Linked DNA regions of Homo sapiens: region 2 is linked to region 1. A link is a loop called in an ENCODE intact Hi-C map of the cell type or tissue named here. Cell type or tissue: endothelial cell of umbilical vein. All regions are shown on one strand. Each heading gives the region's core, and the rest is flanking DNA. Links, peaks and the distances in the headings are about the cores only. Region 1 overlaps RGS17 (regulator of G protein signaling 17). Region 2 holds the start of MTRF1L (mitochondrial translation release factor 1 like).

Region 1 (8,952 bases), core at 541-8,540:
AATGTAATTATAAAAAGTGATTTAAAATGTTTAAAAATTAAATATTCTAATTCAGAAATTATTTATAGAGCTTTCATTGATAAAACTGGTTATACTCTTTGAAAGAAGGTATAAAAGCCCTCCATGAAGATATGTGCCATGTGTAAATGAGGAAGGGAAAAGAAAGAAAGAGAGCCAAAAAATTATTTTGAGACCACCTGCCATTCTTTCTCCCATTGATTGATTGTGTAATTTTCAAATTACTGACATATCGAGAGTATCTCAAAACACTACAAGAAAAGCCTGACAAAAAATTAAAATTATTATGTTGAAGCTGATCTCTTTCCTAGTAATCCTGAGTCAACCTTCTTAAAAGTGTTCAGTGTTCTGAATTTTCTTATTTGATTTTCAAAAAGTATCAAAATCAAACCATGGAAATTAGGTAGAGAAAAGCAAAGGTACAAGGATGAGAAGTTATCTATAATATTATCTAATTATCAACATTATTATGATATTATCTAATTACCAACTTTAAATGCATATCATTTAAAGAGTTCAGTAGGCCACTGAGCACAATGCTCACGCCTGTAATCCTTGCACTTCGGGAGGCTGAAGCGAGTGGATTGCTTGAGCCCAGGAGTTCAAAACCAGCCTGGCCAACATAGCAAAACCCCATCTCTGCTAAAAAAAATACAAAAATTAGCCGGGCGTGGTGGTATGTGCCTGTGGTCCCGGCTACCCAGGAGGCTGAGGCATGAGAATCGCTTGAACCCGGGAGGCAGAGATTGCAGTGAGCCAAGATCATGCCACTGCACTCCAGCCTGGGCGACAGAATGAGAGTCAGTCAAAAAAAAAAAAAGTTCAGTATAGATGTGTGTAATATATTTAGGCATAGTACATATGGAAAGCCTCCTCCATTGATGATACCAGATATTACATAATCGTATTTATATAATGCACTTTCATATACATTGTGACATTTGGGCCCGAGAACAATCCTGTGGGGTACTAGAGAATTTCATTCCTGTTTTCACAGTTGGGAAAACTAAGGCTAAGTAAATTTAAGTGACTTGTCAAAGATTACCCAGGGATTTAGTATAGGTAGGGCTGAAGTTCAAGTCCCCTGACTGCAAGATCAATGATCTTTTCACTAGAGCACTTTGAGTCTCCAGAAAGCTGCAAAAGGAAATTTATTGTATATTAATCCCCTTATCTACCAAGTCAAGATTGTGTTGAGTAGGTGCCATTCTGGGTGCCTTTCTGTTCTCTTTGACTACGTGGATTCTGTAAAGTGTGTGTACGATTTATCCTCCCCCTTAGGAACCTTGCCCGAAATGTATTCCAGTATTCTCACCACTTTTTCCCTTGTTTAGTCCTCATCCTTAAAGTAAGGCAAGAAATGATCATAATCAGGAGTTGAGTCCCTTGCCTGGTACTGAAGAAGCTTGTGGAAGATTGTGGAAGATAAAGTGAACATTTTCCTAGTGGAAAAAAGAAAGATGAACCAAACCAAGACTATAGTCGCAAATATTGCATTGACTTACAAAAAGGTTCACCACACTGGGTACCAGTGAGAAGTCATCCTTGGAGAACCATGAGTTTCAGAGATACAGAGAAAATCAGATCAGATTGATAATCTAAAATGCAGTTCATCTGCCTGTAGATAGCATGAACGCACCATAAAAAGAGCCATTGTTTTTATAGCCATTCACACAATAGCCACTGTTTTCATAGCCATTAAATAGCTATTAATGCAAACCTCTATTGTATTAATGACTATTCAAAATTAGAATCAAATGAGACACTAGATGTATGATATCTTAAAAAATAAAAGAATGTTTCAAGTACATAATACTTGGTTGGCAGACTAATTAATTCTTGATAATAATATTTCCTAAGTAGCATCTTTATGTTTTTTGGTTTCTTTAAGTTATTTTTAGTCTTTGTTAGGACTCTCTCCCCTGATAGAGGAAGCGTGGAAATTGAGTAATCTGAAGCCCTGGTAGTGTCAGGAGTTAGTCAGTCCATTTCCCCCCACCTTTCACTGGTTTTCAAATGAAAGCGAATCATAGAGGGAAATTGAAACCATAACTGCTTCTGTAACACTTTGTTCCTTAGGGGGTAGCTGGACTAAAAGGATGCACAACAGCAAAACGCACTTAAGTTACAAGTTATATGAGTCATCAGACACTGTTTGTATAATTCCAAAACATTCACAGGCTAAATTGAACCAGGATAATTTGTGAGCAATGTTCTGACCTCTAGCATTTCCAAGTCTTATTTGACTCTGTAGCTGAGAGGTATTTTTTAAGTGTGCCACTTTAGTTTTGTGGCATCCCAAGCCCATTCCGCACCAAGCCATATATAATTGTACATGTTTTATCCAAAAGGCAGAATGAGTAAAGATGGGACTGGAGGCGGGTGGAGACAAAAGGCACGCTGTGACAAAACAACCACATTAACTCACAGGCAGTTGCTTTAGAGAACTGATACCAAAATACTGTAGTTTCCTAGAGAGAGCTTCATGAAACATATTGGTAAGAAACTTCAGTGTCAAAAGCCAAACAGCAAACTCTCTTTTGACTTGTCCTAAAGCAGTGTTACCTGAGTCTTCAACTGCTTCCTTCAAAATCGTATAGTTAAATTTGTACCTTGGTGTTTAGATATATCAACATGACAGCATTTTATACAGGCAAAGAAGTACCCAAAGTGAACGGTTCTATGCCCCGTAAAATTTGAACACAGGACTTGTGTAGGTGGGTTTAAATAAGCTGAATTATGTCTATATTTTTAAAAGACAAAAATTCAAAGAGTAAGTCCAGTAATCTTTTGGAATTTTTTTAATGATTGGCTTAAGAGTTTCAGGTAGTAATAAATATAGTGGTAAATATCGATCTTGAGATATATCCAGCTGAATCTGGACATCGCATTTCTACTAGTTTTCCCAAAGGTGGGAATTTTTTTCTGTTTTATCTAAAAAGCTCGTGGCTTGATCTAAAGATGTGTCTGGTCAAATATTGATTAAAAATTGAGATTCTTGTTTTTCATTTCCCCAGATTTACAGAATATGATTAAATGGAAACAATGTTTTAAGGTCAAGTACTTTTATTACAATCTTTGAAGTATGCCGGCTGGGCATGGTGGCTCCTGCCTGTAATCCTAGCACTTTGGGAGGCCAAGGCGGGCAGATCACTTGAGGTCAAGAGTCCGAGACCAGCCTGGGTAACATGGAGAAACCCCGTCTCTACTAAAAATACAAAAATTAGCCATGTGTAGTGGCACACATCTGTAACCTCAGCTGCTCAGGAGGCTGAGGCAGGAGAATTGCTTGAACCCAGGAGACAGAGTTTGCAGTGAGCCAAGATTGCACCTGTGTGCAATCCTGTGTGACAGAGCCTGTGTGACAGAGCCTGTGTACTCCAGCCTGTGTGACAGAGTGAGACTCCGTCTCAAAAAAAAAAAAAAATCTGTAAAGTATGGATGTTAAGTGTCATATCTTTGCATAATATGTAGTTATGGAGATTTTAGCTCAACAGCCATTAATGAAGACATTTTCTTAAAAATATTCATGTGTTTACACTTGGCAAAATCATTTGAGATGGTTCTCCAAACTAGCCATTATCTTCATGTTCAAGAGTGGAATGCAACATCTCAGGAAACCAGGGGAGTGTATTTTAGAATCACTTGTGCCTTTAGATTGTTTTCCTAGGCAGCAACAACATGTGAATATCATTCTGAAGTAAGATTAATGAGTGGGAATCTATCCCAGGTTCATGCTATTTCTAAACCAAATTCTTTTTCCCTTGTAACTTTCTGGCTATATAATTAAGGAAATGCAAATTCCAAAATTTTCTTTAAAATATATATAAATGTTTACATTACTTGGTATTTATGAATATTTTCATCCTTGCCTAAATCATTGATTTATTATTTTTAAATTGTTTTGTTAAATGGTCTTACTTTGTTAAATGTTCTTATTGTAGGGCATAAGCCACCAGAGGAAAATGTGTACAGTAGTCCCTTTATCCTCAGGGGATTAGTTCCAAGACCCCTGTGGACACCTGAAACCACAGAACCCTATATATATATACTATGTTTTTTTACTGAACCCTGTATGTGCTGTGTTTTTTCAATCTGATTACTGAAACAGCTGTGACTGATGGAAGGTAGCATATACAGCATGGACACGCTGGACAAAGGGATGATTCACATCCTGGGCTGGAGACAGCGTGAGACTTAATCATGCTGCTCAGAACAGTGCACAATTTCAATCTTATGCATTGTTTATTTCTGCAATTTTCTTTCCTTTTTTTTTGTGACAAGGCCTCATTTCGTTGCCCAGGCTGGAGTGTAGTGGCTCAATCATAGCTCACTGCAGCCCTGCAGCCTCCAATTCCTGGGTTCAAGTGATCCTCCTGCCTCAGTCTCCTGAGTAGCTGGAACTACAGGGGTGTGCCACCACGGCTGGCTACTTTTTTTTTTTTTTTTTTTTCAGTAGAGATGAGGTTTCACTATTGCCCAGGCTGTTGTCAAACTCCTGGGCCCAGCAGATCCTACTGCCTCGGCCTCCTGAAGTCCTTGAATTACAGATGTGAGCCACCATGCCGGGCCTGGAATTTTCGATTTAATATTTTTGGACCATAGTTGACCTTGAGTAACTAAAACCACAGAAAGCCAAACCACAGTTAAGAGAGTCGGGTATTATATTTTTACCTCTACCTGTTTTAGAAGCAAACACCTTCAGTAACCAAGAAGTTACCAGTTTCCCAACTTTTCCTTTTTCATAAATTGATAATAATTTTTATCTTAGCTAAACTGATCGGTTTCCTTAACATCATACAGCAGATAGCAGTTATGAAAAGGAAAATTTAAACTGGGAATAAAAAATGATTATTCATACACTGTTCAATCCTTCAGTTAATCTAAGAGAAGCAGTTAATCAAGAGTAAGATGCTGCTGCCAAGGGAGTTGTCTGCTAATGATTATGTGGACTAGACACTGATGCCTGGAAAAGATTTATTAACAGTTTATCTTTTATGTGGAAAAAAATATTCATAACACATTTGGTAGACTTAATCTAGACATATTAACCAGCATGCTATAAAAGTTACAAAATAATTTTTAAAATTATATATACTTATATTACATATACAGGTATAGGTGTTTTTTAAAAAACTTAATGCATCTTTATCTTTTCTCTACAGTCAGTTAAACTATTACCAGATTTATTTATTTAACAGCTTATAAAATATGCAGTGATAGCAGAGAAAAACTAAGTCCAAACAGATCATGAATGTGGTTAATTTCCCTTAGGAAAAAAAAAATCACCAAGTCGTCTTTATCAACTTCAGAATAACACTTTTTGAACACATCTACTTAGATTTTCTAAATATCATTTTCTTACACGCAGACTAAAGTACCATGTCTCCTTAATGTGTTGATGGCAGAAGCAACATTCACTAAATGACTGGACCACTTCCTAATTGTTCATTTTGACTGCTTAATCACCAGCATTACAGTTGGGTTAGATCCATTATTTTCATTTTTATCAAAAATGGACTTATTTCTATTTCTAGATGAACTCTTAGAGTTCTAATTTCAAAAATATAAATGTTTTTTATTAATTGGATTCTATTGGCAAAAACCACATATGTCTACTTCCCCCTACTCAAACCTCTTAATAAGAAATAAATATATATACATATATACATATATACATATATACCTATGCACATTTGTAAAATGTGTTTCATAATGCATGCATACCAATAATGCAGAAAGAAAAAAAAAAGTGTACCATTGTGATCAGAGACTTTGAAGCGTCCCTAAAAGACACACTATAAGAAAAAAAGCACAGTCCAAACAGTGTTTGAAAAAAATCCTTTTATAGGTGGGAGCAGTTCTTGAGATTCTGCAAACACATAGTCACAAAATACACAAAGTAGGATGTGTTCCAGGGAAAATCATTAGGTGAGCAATTTCAAATAGTTGAAATATTACTCGTTTCTTTTTCCCTTACAATAATCTGCGGACAGCTGCAGTGTTTACCCTAGGCCAAAGTACTGAATCTAGCTAAAAATACATGGTACTATCTCAGGGAGGTCTAATCTGAAATATGAATGGATAAACTATTTTGGATATACCCCCAAAATAAGCTACCTGCACAGTTACTTCCAGTATGCCACACTCTGCACCCCACAGTCACCAAAAGCATCTGCACTTGGGCAAATAAGGAATCTCTCATGCCAGGAAGAGTACAAGGAAGACCACCAGTACCATGAAAGAGATGCCAACAAGCTGAAGAACTGACACCTGAGAAAACAAAATAAAAGACTCTAACATAAGAATAATGATTTCCTCAGTTTATAAGATCCAAATATCTCGCTTATAAAATAAACATGTAAAAAGGAAACAATTAGACATATTGGGAATAAAAAAGCAATTTAAGAAAAATGTGCTTTATTTAAATTTAGGCATTTATTTGTAAACTTATGAATAATTGGCCAAGTTCAATGCATATGAAATCTTTAATCAGAGTAACAAAATAAGGGTTCAGTCTTATATCAAACTCAACATCTGTATTAGTTATTTACTGTTATATAACAAATTGCCCCAAAATTTAGGAGCAAAACCAATAAATACTATCTCACAGTTCCTATGGGTCAGGAATTGAGGCACAGTTTACCTGAGTGCTTCTGGCTTAGAACATCTCACAAAGCTGTAATTAAGGTGTTCGCTGTGGGCAACAGTAATCTCAAGGCTCAACTAGGGAAAAATTCACTTCCAAACTCACTTACGTGGATGTTAGCAGGAGACCCCTAGTCCACCCTGATTGTTGGTCCTCTAGCAAGGACTGTATCAGTTCCTTGCTACCTGTGCCCTGGCATGAAATGACAAAGTGAGGAATGGAAGGGAGAGGGAGCCCAAAACAGAAGCCATGATCTTTTAATAACCTAACCTTGGAAGCAACATCTCATCACTTTGGTCTTATTCTGTTCCTTAGAGGTGAGTCAGTAAATGTAACCCACATTCAAGGGGAGAGGATTATACATTGGTGTGGAATACTTGAAGGCAGGGATCATTATGGGTGATCTCAAGGTCCTCAGAAGTCTTCTCCCTTTACATAATCACCTGGAAATTAGATCCAGGGATGGAGAAGGCTTCTTGGGTAGTTTCTTAATTAGAGCTCATTAAGTATCCTCTCTCTTCACTGCAGACTGAAGAGATGAGACATTATCTGCCTCCTACACACCCAACATACAGTGGTGAGACACACAAAGGATAACTGCTTATAAACATTTCAGAAAGGGGAAATGGAAAGCTCAAAAAAGCCACTGATTCTTAGAAATCCTGACATCCAACTGGGCAAATGTTGAAAGTTCTTCATTAGATTGCAAAGCCTAGAAATGATTTTCCATGGCTCTCAGATCTGCCTGAGTTATCTTTTCTTTACTTTGGGATAGCAGCATGTGTTTGCAGCTGACTAGTATGTGTATTTGTTTTTATAGAAGATTAGAGGATATAGATTCGATAGATAGCTTTCGATAGATAGTCAAACATTAAGCATTATTCCTAGGTTGTGAAATATTTTTCATCATTATGTATATCTGTGTTTTCTACATCATCTCCAGTACACATTTTTAGCTGTTTGTTTGTTTGTTTGTTTTAGACGGAGTCTCACTCTGTTGCCCAGGCTGGAGTGCAGTGGCACGATCTTGGCTCACTGCAACCTCTGCCTCCAAGTGATTCTCCTGTCTCACCCTCCTGAGTAGCTGGGATTACAAGCGTGCACCACCACGCCCAGCTAATTTTTGTATTTTTAGTAGAGATGGGGTTTCGCCATGTTGGCCAGGTTGATCTCAAACTCCTGACCTTAGGTGATCTGCCCGCCTCAGCCTCCCAAAGTGCTGGGATTATAGGTGTGAGCCATTGTGCCCGGCCTTTTGTATTTTTCTTAAGGATGGGAGAAAACTTACTTAATTCAAATACCCAATGATGATGTAATGAACTGATTTTTACTATCAGATCACAAGACCAAAAAAAGTGTAAATTATACTACCAACTTACTAATTCATGTCAAGAAATATTACTGCTAGCATTCTTTTCCTGCATGAATAATAATGTGAAAGCTAAGTCATAATGAGAAGGTTGCATGATAAACTCCTGGGTTCATATGGGACATGTGTGTGTATGTTTAGTCTAGGGCAAGTTATGTTATTAACCTCGCTGTATCTTAATTTCTTCCTCTATATGATGGAGTTAGTTAAATAATAATGCCTACCTCTTGATGTGTTTGTGACAGTTAAGTGATTTAATATATTCTGTGTGCTTAGAATTTTGCCTGCTGCTATTAGCAATAGTAATAATGGTGTGTAAGCACATGGAATCGAAAGAAGATACCTGTTCTGGAAGCAACATTGTAGGACTTAGCGTTTCCTTCAAGGTGGTTATAAATGTATTATCTATCAAAGTGTTTGTGGCATGACTTCTTCCTCTAGAGATCGTTCACAGTTTCTTTTCAGCATAACTTACGGGCAGGCCAATTTATAAAGTGAAAAATGAAATCAGTCATCACTGGTATTTTGTTTTACCCTGGTGATACAATAGTAATTTTTTTCATACTTAGAATGAACTTTCAGATAGCCTATGAGTTATAAAACATACTTCTAAAACCACTACATCAAAATTTATCATTAGTTCCAAAAATCAATTCATATTGAGTATGATGAATCATGGCATCATGTCATTCTGTGTTTTTTTAGTATTTTTTCATTTTTTCTGTTTAGAAAAATACAAGAATCAGATGATCATGATTCATGTGATGATTAAATTTATAAAATAATTCTAAAACAATTATTTTAGCAGTAATCAGGATAGCTGAAACCCATGAGTTAGTAGGGACGTAATTATCTTTCAGAAGTCTGTCTCTCAGACATACACAGATAAATATGATCCCATGAACTCCCAAGAACT
Region 2 (8,952 bases), core at 500-8,499, 87 kb after region 1:
ATATGTACATAGAATGACCAGTTCTGATATGCCGTCTTAGTGCATGGATGTTTATTAGTATCCTTTAATGCTGCCTAGGTTCTGACTTACAGAATGAAATACGTGTTGTTTATCTACCTGATAGTTCAGTTTTGCCAAAGGACTATAGGGATAAGTGAATAATATTTATTTATTAGGAGCAAAAATACATTTTCATCCCATTAAGCTAATTTAAAATAATGCCTGATTTTTACTTTTGAGTTTATCCATTTTTCTATACCTTTAACTTATTTATACTTTAAAAAATCATATTGTAATTGTGACAAATTATATCTCAAAAAATACCAATTATTAGATGCTTTGGTGTTGAAATGTAAAAGAGAAGGAATTTAAAATACAATCAAAAAAGTCAAAAATAAAACGTATTTGAAAACCACCTAAAATTTCTTGGCCAGGCACAGTGGCTCAAGCCTGTAATCCCAGCACTTTGGGAAGCCAAAGAGGGCGGATCACTTGAGCTCAGGAGTTTGAGACCAGACTGGCCAACATGGTGAAACCCCGACTCTAGTAAAAATACAAAATTAGCCGGGCATGGTGGTGGGTGCCTTTAATCCCGGCTACTTGAGAGGCTGAGGCAGGAGAATCGCTTGAACCCAGGAGGCAGAGGTCGCAGTGAGCTGATATCATGCCACTGCACTCCAGCCTTGGCAACAGAGTGACTCCATCTCAAAATAATAATAATAATTATAATAATAATATTTTTAAGTCTTAGACAGAAAATGCCTATAGATAGAAGCCTATCAAACATGTATTTTGAATACTTTGATCTTGACACATTGCCTAATTATTTTGAAAGATGGTAAAGATATTTCCAAAAAATATTTTCGCCTATCTGTTTACATTGACAGTTTACAACCATAATTTTCTAAGTATATTTTTCAAACATGTATTTTTGTGTTTTCCATCTTCAAATTTCTGACCAATGGGTTTGTTCTCCTGCAAAAACAATATCCAATCTGCAAAAATTTTTAATTCTTCACTTGCTACAACTGCAAATATTTATCAATAAAACTGATAACCCAAAACTTGCTTCAGATTTTCCCTGCAGTGCTTAAAATATCCTTGCAACACAAGATGGTGCACAATGACAAGTATTATTTCTGAATACCCAGATTTGATTTATTTATAGGTATTTTTGAAATTATTACTCTTACAGGTGTAGTCCTCTCCAGCCCCAAGTAACATCTTTTCAGATGAATTCAAGAGGCTGTTCAAGACTTTGACTCTACTGAAAACACTACAAAAGGCAAAATGTTGCCCTAGGTGATAGAAGGTCCCAGTTTGGGAACTGATTTTCTTCCTATGACAAAAGCTATAAGATGAGTAAGGTTACTAATGGAAATGTATGTCCACAGATTCACTTAGGGAGCATAGTGTAAAAACATCAGGAACTTAAAATTACAAATTTGATTTCAAGTTATATTTCTGTCTCATGTGACTTTGGGCAAATCATTTATCTTCTCTGAGTTCATTTCCTCATCTGCAAATGACAAATAAAATACGTAATTATCAGGATAACTATGAGCATTAAATAAAACAAACGTGGAAAGAATAAAGTGTGGCATACATTATTATTTTATCAAAGTGCATCACGTCAATAATTGTTATTGTATACTTGTATTAAATGTCACTTTAATGCACTTTCCCCTATTTTTTTCCAAAACATACGTTAAACATCTGATTTAGCTACTCATCAAAACATACAATCATGTTTTAAGATGGAACACTATATCAGTGTTACTGCTTTTCTCAATAATGTGATCCCAAATCAGTACTTTCAGTTCACCATCACCTCAAATCTATAGAAATGTTTCTTTCAATGACATAGATAGATAGATGATTGATAGATAGATGATAGATAGATGATAAATGGATATACAATTATAGGTTAAAATTAAAGTTTAAATAAGATCAATCATTTGAAAGTTTTATTTCCAAAGGAAATAAAACAACATTCCCAAGGACAGAAATAATATCAAATTACTTGCTAAATATATAAATGAGTTATAGGGCTAAGACTAAGTTATAAGAGATTGACAATTAGAAAACACTCTTTTTAATATTAAGGTGGTATGATTTTCTTTAACAATTTTACAATGAAAATAAAAACTTAATAAAAGGTGGTAATGGGCCAGGCACGGTGGCTCACGCATACAATCCCAGCACTTTGGGAGACTAAGGCGTGAGGATCACTTGAGCCCAGGAGTTCCAGACATGTCTATGCAACAAAGTGAGACCCTGACTCTAAGAAAAAAATAAAATGTATAAAATTTAAAATAGTAATGTGTCCATTAAACCTTTTATTTTAGAGTAGTTTTAGATTTACAGAAAAACTCCAAATAGAGAGGTCCCATATACATCTATGGGCATTAATGAGCCAATATTGATCATTACATTCATACTTCATTCAGATTTCCTTAGTTTATAACCTAATGTCCTTTTTCTGTCCCAGGATCCCATTCAGGATACCACATTACATTTAGTTGTCATGTTTCCTTAGGCTTCCCTTGGCTGTGACAGTTTCTGCAACTTTCCTTGTTTTTGATGACAGTTTTGAGAAATAAACTGGTATTTTGTAGAATGTCCTTCTATGGGGATTCGTCTGATGTTTTTCTCGTGACTAGACACAGGTTTTTGGTTTTTGAAAGAACACAACGGTAAAGTGCCATGCTCATCACATGGTATCAAAGGTATATGCCATCACCGGGACTCGTCTTAGCTGTGACAGTTTCTCAAACTTTAGGCTACTCTTAGCTGTTGATGTTAACCTTGATCACTTAGCTGAGGTAGCATCTATTATATTTCTCCACTGTAAAGTAATGCGTTTTTAAAGAGATTATATTGAAGGTAAATTTTCTGGACATTTACACTGAGCTAAACAAATTCTAAACACTAATATTAGGTTCCACTAAGTGATTACTAATAAATGCTATAAAGAAAATACAGTGAAGTGGAAAAATAAAACTCCAGAAGTCTTAGCCTGAATATTCACCTAATAGAGGTGAAAGTGAATTTTTCCCTTGAACTGTCTGCGCAATTTACAATAATCCTCCACATACTTTGGATATTAAAGATCTTATCTTACTAATTGTCATAAGAGGTAATTTAAATTTAAACTAACCATTTTGCTTATTGCATTTTTATATTGCCCTCCACTAATCAATGAACACTGAATATTGAAATAATGTAAAAGACCTATTTCCCGCTAGCTTTAACCGATTTGTCATAAACACCTTTCTTGTATATGATTTTTAAATGTTTGCTAAATATTAAAAAGAATTCAATGTGTTTGGTTTTGTAAAATTACATATCGAATGTGTATAATTTTTTACTACCATGTTCATCACACTTAATCTATATCCATATATTGTACTCCACCAATATTTATCAGTGGACAATAAAGAAGTTTTGAATGCATGAATGCAACTTAAGAGGCACCACACTTGGTTATTTTGCAATGCCAGAATAACGGTGGGTATTCACAAATTGAATAGATAATCCAGATTATGTTTCCTCCAATTTAAGTTTTTCTGGGTTTTTTTTTCCCCCTTCCTAGAATCAATTTTATCATTTTACCTATGTACAATAATATACTTCTGGAAAATGCTAGAATTTTCACCATGTAACAGAATTTGAGCATGACAGTAATGTAAAAATATTCAGAAGTCTCGAACTATAGGTTTGAGTTTTCAAAGTAAATCAAAATACAGCTGTTTTCATTTTACTAGATTGTGGAAACCTATGGATGTTATTGTAAAATGCATATGCATTACACTGACTTTCTTAAAATGTTTTGAATTAATAAAGAATTCAACAATGTATCCTTAGAAAGTTACTGTTTCCTCATTGGTATATAACACTATAGGAATAAAAGGTACACTTCTATGTGTTACTTAAATTGCTTATGCACTTGGGGGAAAATAAAATTCTGGCTAGATTCTTTACATTGTTCTATAAGGTTTTAATTATTAAAATGTTTCACCTTTTATAAATAATAAAATATATTGTTGAAATGACTTATGTTCTGAGAACTCAACTGAGAGATATACCATGTTGAGTTCAAGTGATTCTCACCATTTCCATGGTTAAGATAAATTCAAAGTTAAGTTCAGACTTGGGAAACAATTGTTCTAATAGAGATAAAAACATCCTGATCAGTCCTGTTCTATCCTCAGATCAGGATTAAAATAAAATGGGTTTCAACAGCAGAACGATTGTATAAAGTTGTGTAGCTTGAATACACAAAGTGAAAAGAACTGAGATAATTAGGTGGAGCCTTTAAGTAGCAAAAAACTATTTTTGCTTCCTGATGTTTGAAGAGTCATTTCATTCTTCCACTCACTCTGCATTTGTTATCGTGCTAAGAGATGAAAAGAGAGAGGCAATGCAAACGTTATTTTCTAAGAATGTTTATACTTAACAGTTTCGATTAGATGACCTAAGGATATTTTAACCTTGATAAGGGTTCCCATTTTTTACCATTTTATTTTTTATGAATAAATTAGAAGTTTCGTACTTCTAATATATCACCTCTCTCAACAGTGAAATACCACTTAGTAGACGCTGCCCAAACCAGTTAGGTAGTGGCAGTTCTCAGATTGAGCGTTTAGCCCTTGCATTCCCAGGACTGTCTTGGTTGTGTTTATTCCCTCATATTTATTTCTCCGTTGAGCTGTGAACAGGTCTTTTGAAAAGTGCAAAGCATTGTGCCAATAAATGTCGGTATTGCTGGCACCTATCCGCTACCAGTTCTTTGGAAAGGGATGAGGGTTGGACTCCTGGAGGCAGATATCTGAAGGCTTTGTTGGGCTGTAGGTTGCTGTAACACGGAATCACTCCACCTCTTTAAAAAGCTGACGATAAGTGGGACTAAGTGAAAATGAATGGGCAGGTGAATAATAAAGTCCTTTGAAAGCAAGTAAATGACGCGGCAGATGAAGGGCACGCACGTCTATTGTGCAAATTCATTCAGTGGTTATCTCATAATACACTTATCAAGTCCTTATTACCACGAACCTCACCCACCGTGGACAAGAGAAACATAAGCAGGAAAAAAGGAGGAGGAATAAACACACGCCTGTCCATAATAAAACTCGCTCTTGAAGACTCAGCGGCAGCCCTGCACCGGAGACTGACGACTTGCGCGGCTGTGACCTCCGCCCTGCAGCGGACCCTCGACTGCCCTGCACTGCGGCTCTGGAGGCCCCGACTCAGTGCATGGGAAAGAAATCCTCACTATCAGAAAACAGAGGGGCAATCTGCTGCTCTCCCTTTCCGGCCAAACACGTCACCCATCAACCGGATACCTACCAAGAGGCTTTCAGAGGAGGCGCCCAAGGTCTCCCAGGCCCGCCCCTCCCCAATCACGCTCCGCTCAGCCCCCTCAACTTTTGGCCTCCGGGAAGTTCGCAGCGTTCTCACGCTTGGCAGGAAGTTCCCGCCAAGGCTTCCGGAAAATCCTTTAAAAAGCAACGCTTGCGCTGGGCGGGGCTTGGTGCGCTCTCACCCTTATCTCCAAATTCTGGGTGTTGTCGCGAGGGCTGCTGTGTCCGGAACTTCCGGTTCCGGTCAGGGTCCGCGATCTCGGACTAAGGATGCGGTCCCGGGTTCTGTGGGGCGCTGCCCGGTGGCTCTGGCCCCGCCGGGCCGTTGGCCCAGCCCGCCGGCCCCTGAGCTCCGGTAGCCCGCCGCTGGAGGAGCTGTTCACCCGGGGCGGGCCCTTGCGGACCTTCCTCGAGCGCCAGGCGGGGTCTGAAGCCCATTTGAAGGTCAGGAGGCCCGAGTTGCTGGCGGTGATCAAACTGCTGAACGAGAAGGAGCGGGAGCTGCGGGAGACTGAGCACTTGCTGCACGGTAAGGGTCGGGCCCGGGGGAGAGGCGTCAGAGCACATTCTTGACTCTTCGTTTGACTTTTCCACTGCCCACACTACCCGAGTTTGAAACTCTTTACTCACTTGCAGCCGTTTTTATTTTGGATCAGAGGTCAGGACATCATTACGTGCTGTGATCCCATCCTCTCCTGTGGGCTCTCTTGTGCTCCTTTGCCACGGCGCTCTGCCGCCTTTTACATGCTTATTAGTTGTGGACTCGGGCAAGAGCTCATTAGCTCAGCAAGGATAAATAAGGCACTGTCCCTGTGATGGGCTCCACAGCGGTGTTTCTCAAAGTGTGGTGTGGAGACCCATTTGCAGTAGTATCAGGGCAGTGCTTGTTAATAGCAGACTTAGGACTCAGAATCTCAGACCTATACGTGGGTAAAGGTACTAAATTGGGAAATTCAGTATGGCCTAAGTATAGAATAGGTGGGAGATGATGTCATAGAAACATGAAGCCAGAAAAATAGTTAAGAACCTTGCAAGACAAAGAATTTGGATTTATTTTTTATAGACCATGGAAAGTTAGCAAATGTTTTTAAGCAGAGAATTCACGTCTTTGTAAAGAAAAGTTAATGGTGGCATGCGCTGAGGATAAATTGGAGTATTCTCCAGAAACGCTGGTGGCTGACAGGCCAGGGAGGAGGCAGTTGAAACAATCCAAAGAAGAAATGGTGATAGGCATAGTTCTGACTCACAAAACATTTTGAGAAACAAGTTAGGATTTAGTGGCTTATGCCCTGAGAAGGATGAGGGAGAGAGTTAGTTCTAAGAAAAGTCTTAGGTTTCTGGCTTCAGCACGAGTGGTACTGTTAATTAAGATGAAAGTATAAAAGTTGGACCGAATTTTTTAAAAAGATGAGTTTTGCATTGAATGCCATATTAAGTTAAAAATACCTGTGAAAAGGAATTCCAATAAAGATATCTGTACTAGTCTAGGAGAAAAAATTACTGACATAGGAGAAAAATTGAGCCCAAATAATCATATGAGAGCTCTCGAGATATACAGTACGTGGTAAATTAAACCTTAGAAGTAGATGAGAACACTCAGGGAAAATGTGTTAAGATAGAAACAAGTCTAACAAGGCCAGAAATACACAGTATTTGAGGAGCAGGCAGAGAAGAAGGCTATAAAAGGTCAAGAAAAAAACAGCCAGAGCTTTGTGACCCTGAAGTAGATAAATAAATGAAGCTGTAGAAGCCAATAGAAAATTTCAAGAAGTAAGAGATCCTTGGCCAGGCGTGGTGGCTCACGCCTCTAATTCCAGCACTTTGAGAGGCTCAGGTGGGCCGATCACTTGAGCCCAGGAGTTCGAGACCAGCCTGGGTAACATGGCAAAACCCTGTCTCTACAAACAATGCAAAATTAGCTGGGCATGGTGGTGCGTGCCTGTGGTCCCAGCTACTTGAGAGGCTGAGGTGGGAGAATCGCTTGAACCCGGGAGGTGGAGGTTGCAGTGAGCCAAGATGGTGCCACTGCATTCCAGCCTGGGTGACAGCGCAAGACCCTGCCTCAAAAAAAAAAAAAAAAAAAAAAAATCCGTAGTACCTGACATAGAAAGGTAAAACAACCTTTTCAGCTCACACTGAAATAAGTCTTTAGATTTGGCAATTTTGTCATTGGTAACTTGAATAAAAATGGTCTTGATATGATTATAGAATCCAGTGTAACAGCTTGAGAGGTAAATTAGAGTTAACAGGAGAAAAGTTATAAAAATGGCATTTTATCTCCAGAAATCTGGGTGGGAAAAGAGGGGTGACAATAAGCAGCTACTTAAAGGGTTGAAAAGAAAAGGACCCATTTAGAATGGGAAACCATAAACATCTTTATAGGCAAAGGGGAAGGCAGGCACATGGTAGGTGTCCAGTAAACATATGTTGATTTATAATATTCAAGAGAAATTAAAGAAGTAGTATATTACCATTGCCTGTGAGTAACTCCTAATTCTAAACCCTTTAGAGCTGCACTGTCCAATATAGTAGCCAGTAGCCACACAGCTGTTGAGCAATTTGTGGCTAGTCTGAATTGAGGTGTGTAAGTGTAAAATACATATAGATTTCAAACACCTGGTATAAAAAGTAATATGTTTATGTTAATTACATGTTGAAATAATATTTGGAGCATATTGGGTTAAATAAAATATAGTATTAAAATTAAATTACTTCTAGACTCTAGTTCCAATCTCCTTAGCTTTGCAGAACTGAAAGGCACCTTAGAGATTATCCAGCTCAGAACTTTCATTTCATTCTTGTCATAACTGAAAGAAGTTGAGCCTATTGCCCTAACAGTACCTTAGCGATTAAGCTAGGGCTAGAATTCATTTTTGCTTTTCCTAACACATTTTCCATTCTACCAAATTTCTTCCATACCATATGCTTGCCAAAATAATTTTCAGCAGTGCTTCCTGTACTTGCTTATCTCAGTTTTGCTGTTGTTATTCTCTCTCCTTGAGTTAATCTTTTTTTCCTTTTTCTGCCCATTCCAAAACCAACAGATTCCTTCAAGGCACAACTGTTTTAATATTTAATCACATAGTGTATTAGTCTGTTTTCACACTGCTGATAAAGACATACCCAAGACAGGGTAATTTTTAAGAAAAAGAGGTTTAATAGACTAACAGTTCCACGTGGCTGGGGAGGCCTCCCAATCATGGTGGAAGGCAAAAGGCACGTCTTACATGGCAGCAGACAAGAGAGATAACTTGTGCAGGGGAACTCTTCTTTATAAAACCATCAGATCTTGTAAGACTTATTCACTATCATGAGAACAGCACAGGAAATATCTGCCCCCATGATTCAGTTACCTCTCACTGGGTCCCTCCCACAACAGGTGGGAATTGTGGGAGCTACAAATCAAAATGAGATTTGGGTGGGGACACAGCCAAACCATGTCACATAAGGGTTTAGGTTATTTTTTGTTTTTCTCTTCTAGAAAAATATAAGGAAACTAAAATTATCTATAATGCTCTCTTGAGGGCAGGTCTTATATATGTATTATCCCACTTCCCAGCATGGTTGTTTCTTAATAGATAAGCATACA

Evidence for each region. Hi-C counts contacts between places; a loop is a spot of excess contacts. Peaks named below come from ENCODE experiments on the same cell type or tissue, not always from the same donor. Only the 100,000 strongest peaks of a DNase experiment are listed, where the experiment ranks them.
Region 2: a loop joins it to region 1, with 6 times the contacts of the local background. A loop is called at or near these places in 2 of 110 quality-filtered maps.

Annotation. Positions count from the first base shown.
Region 1 is chr6:153,085,969-153,094,920 of GRCh38, reverse strand. The region is part of intron 1 of RGS17 (regulator of G protein signaling 17); the gene reads left to right. Among named protein-coding and RNA genes, the nearest start is that of RGS17, 41 kb to the left of the region's middle. In endothelial cell of umbilical vein, for the core only: no CTCF peak of the experiment used is centred there; DNase peaks (open chromatin) are centred at 2,080 and 4,190; H3K27ac peaks cover 3,896 bases.
Region 2 is chr6:152,999,367-153,008,318 of GRCh38, reverse strand. It overlaps MTRF1L (mitochondrial translation release factor 1 like), which reads left to right and starts at 5,610. Exons shown (of 7, transcript NM_019041.7): 1 at 5,610-5,892. The coding sequence starts at 5,634. RGS17 (regulator of G protein signaling 17) reads left to right here. Exons shown (of 5, transcript NM_012419.5): 5 at 1-3,860. RefSeq lists enhancers at 5,253-5,362, 4,453-5,453 and silencers at 5,683-5,792, 5,803-5,862. In endothelial cell of umbilical vein, for the core only: no CTCF peak of the experiment used is centred there; DNase peaks (open chromatin) are centred at 5,448, 6,138 and 8,338; H3K4me3 peaks cover 2,157 bases; H3K27ac peaks cover 2,229 bases.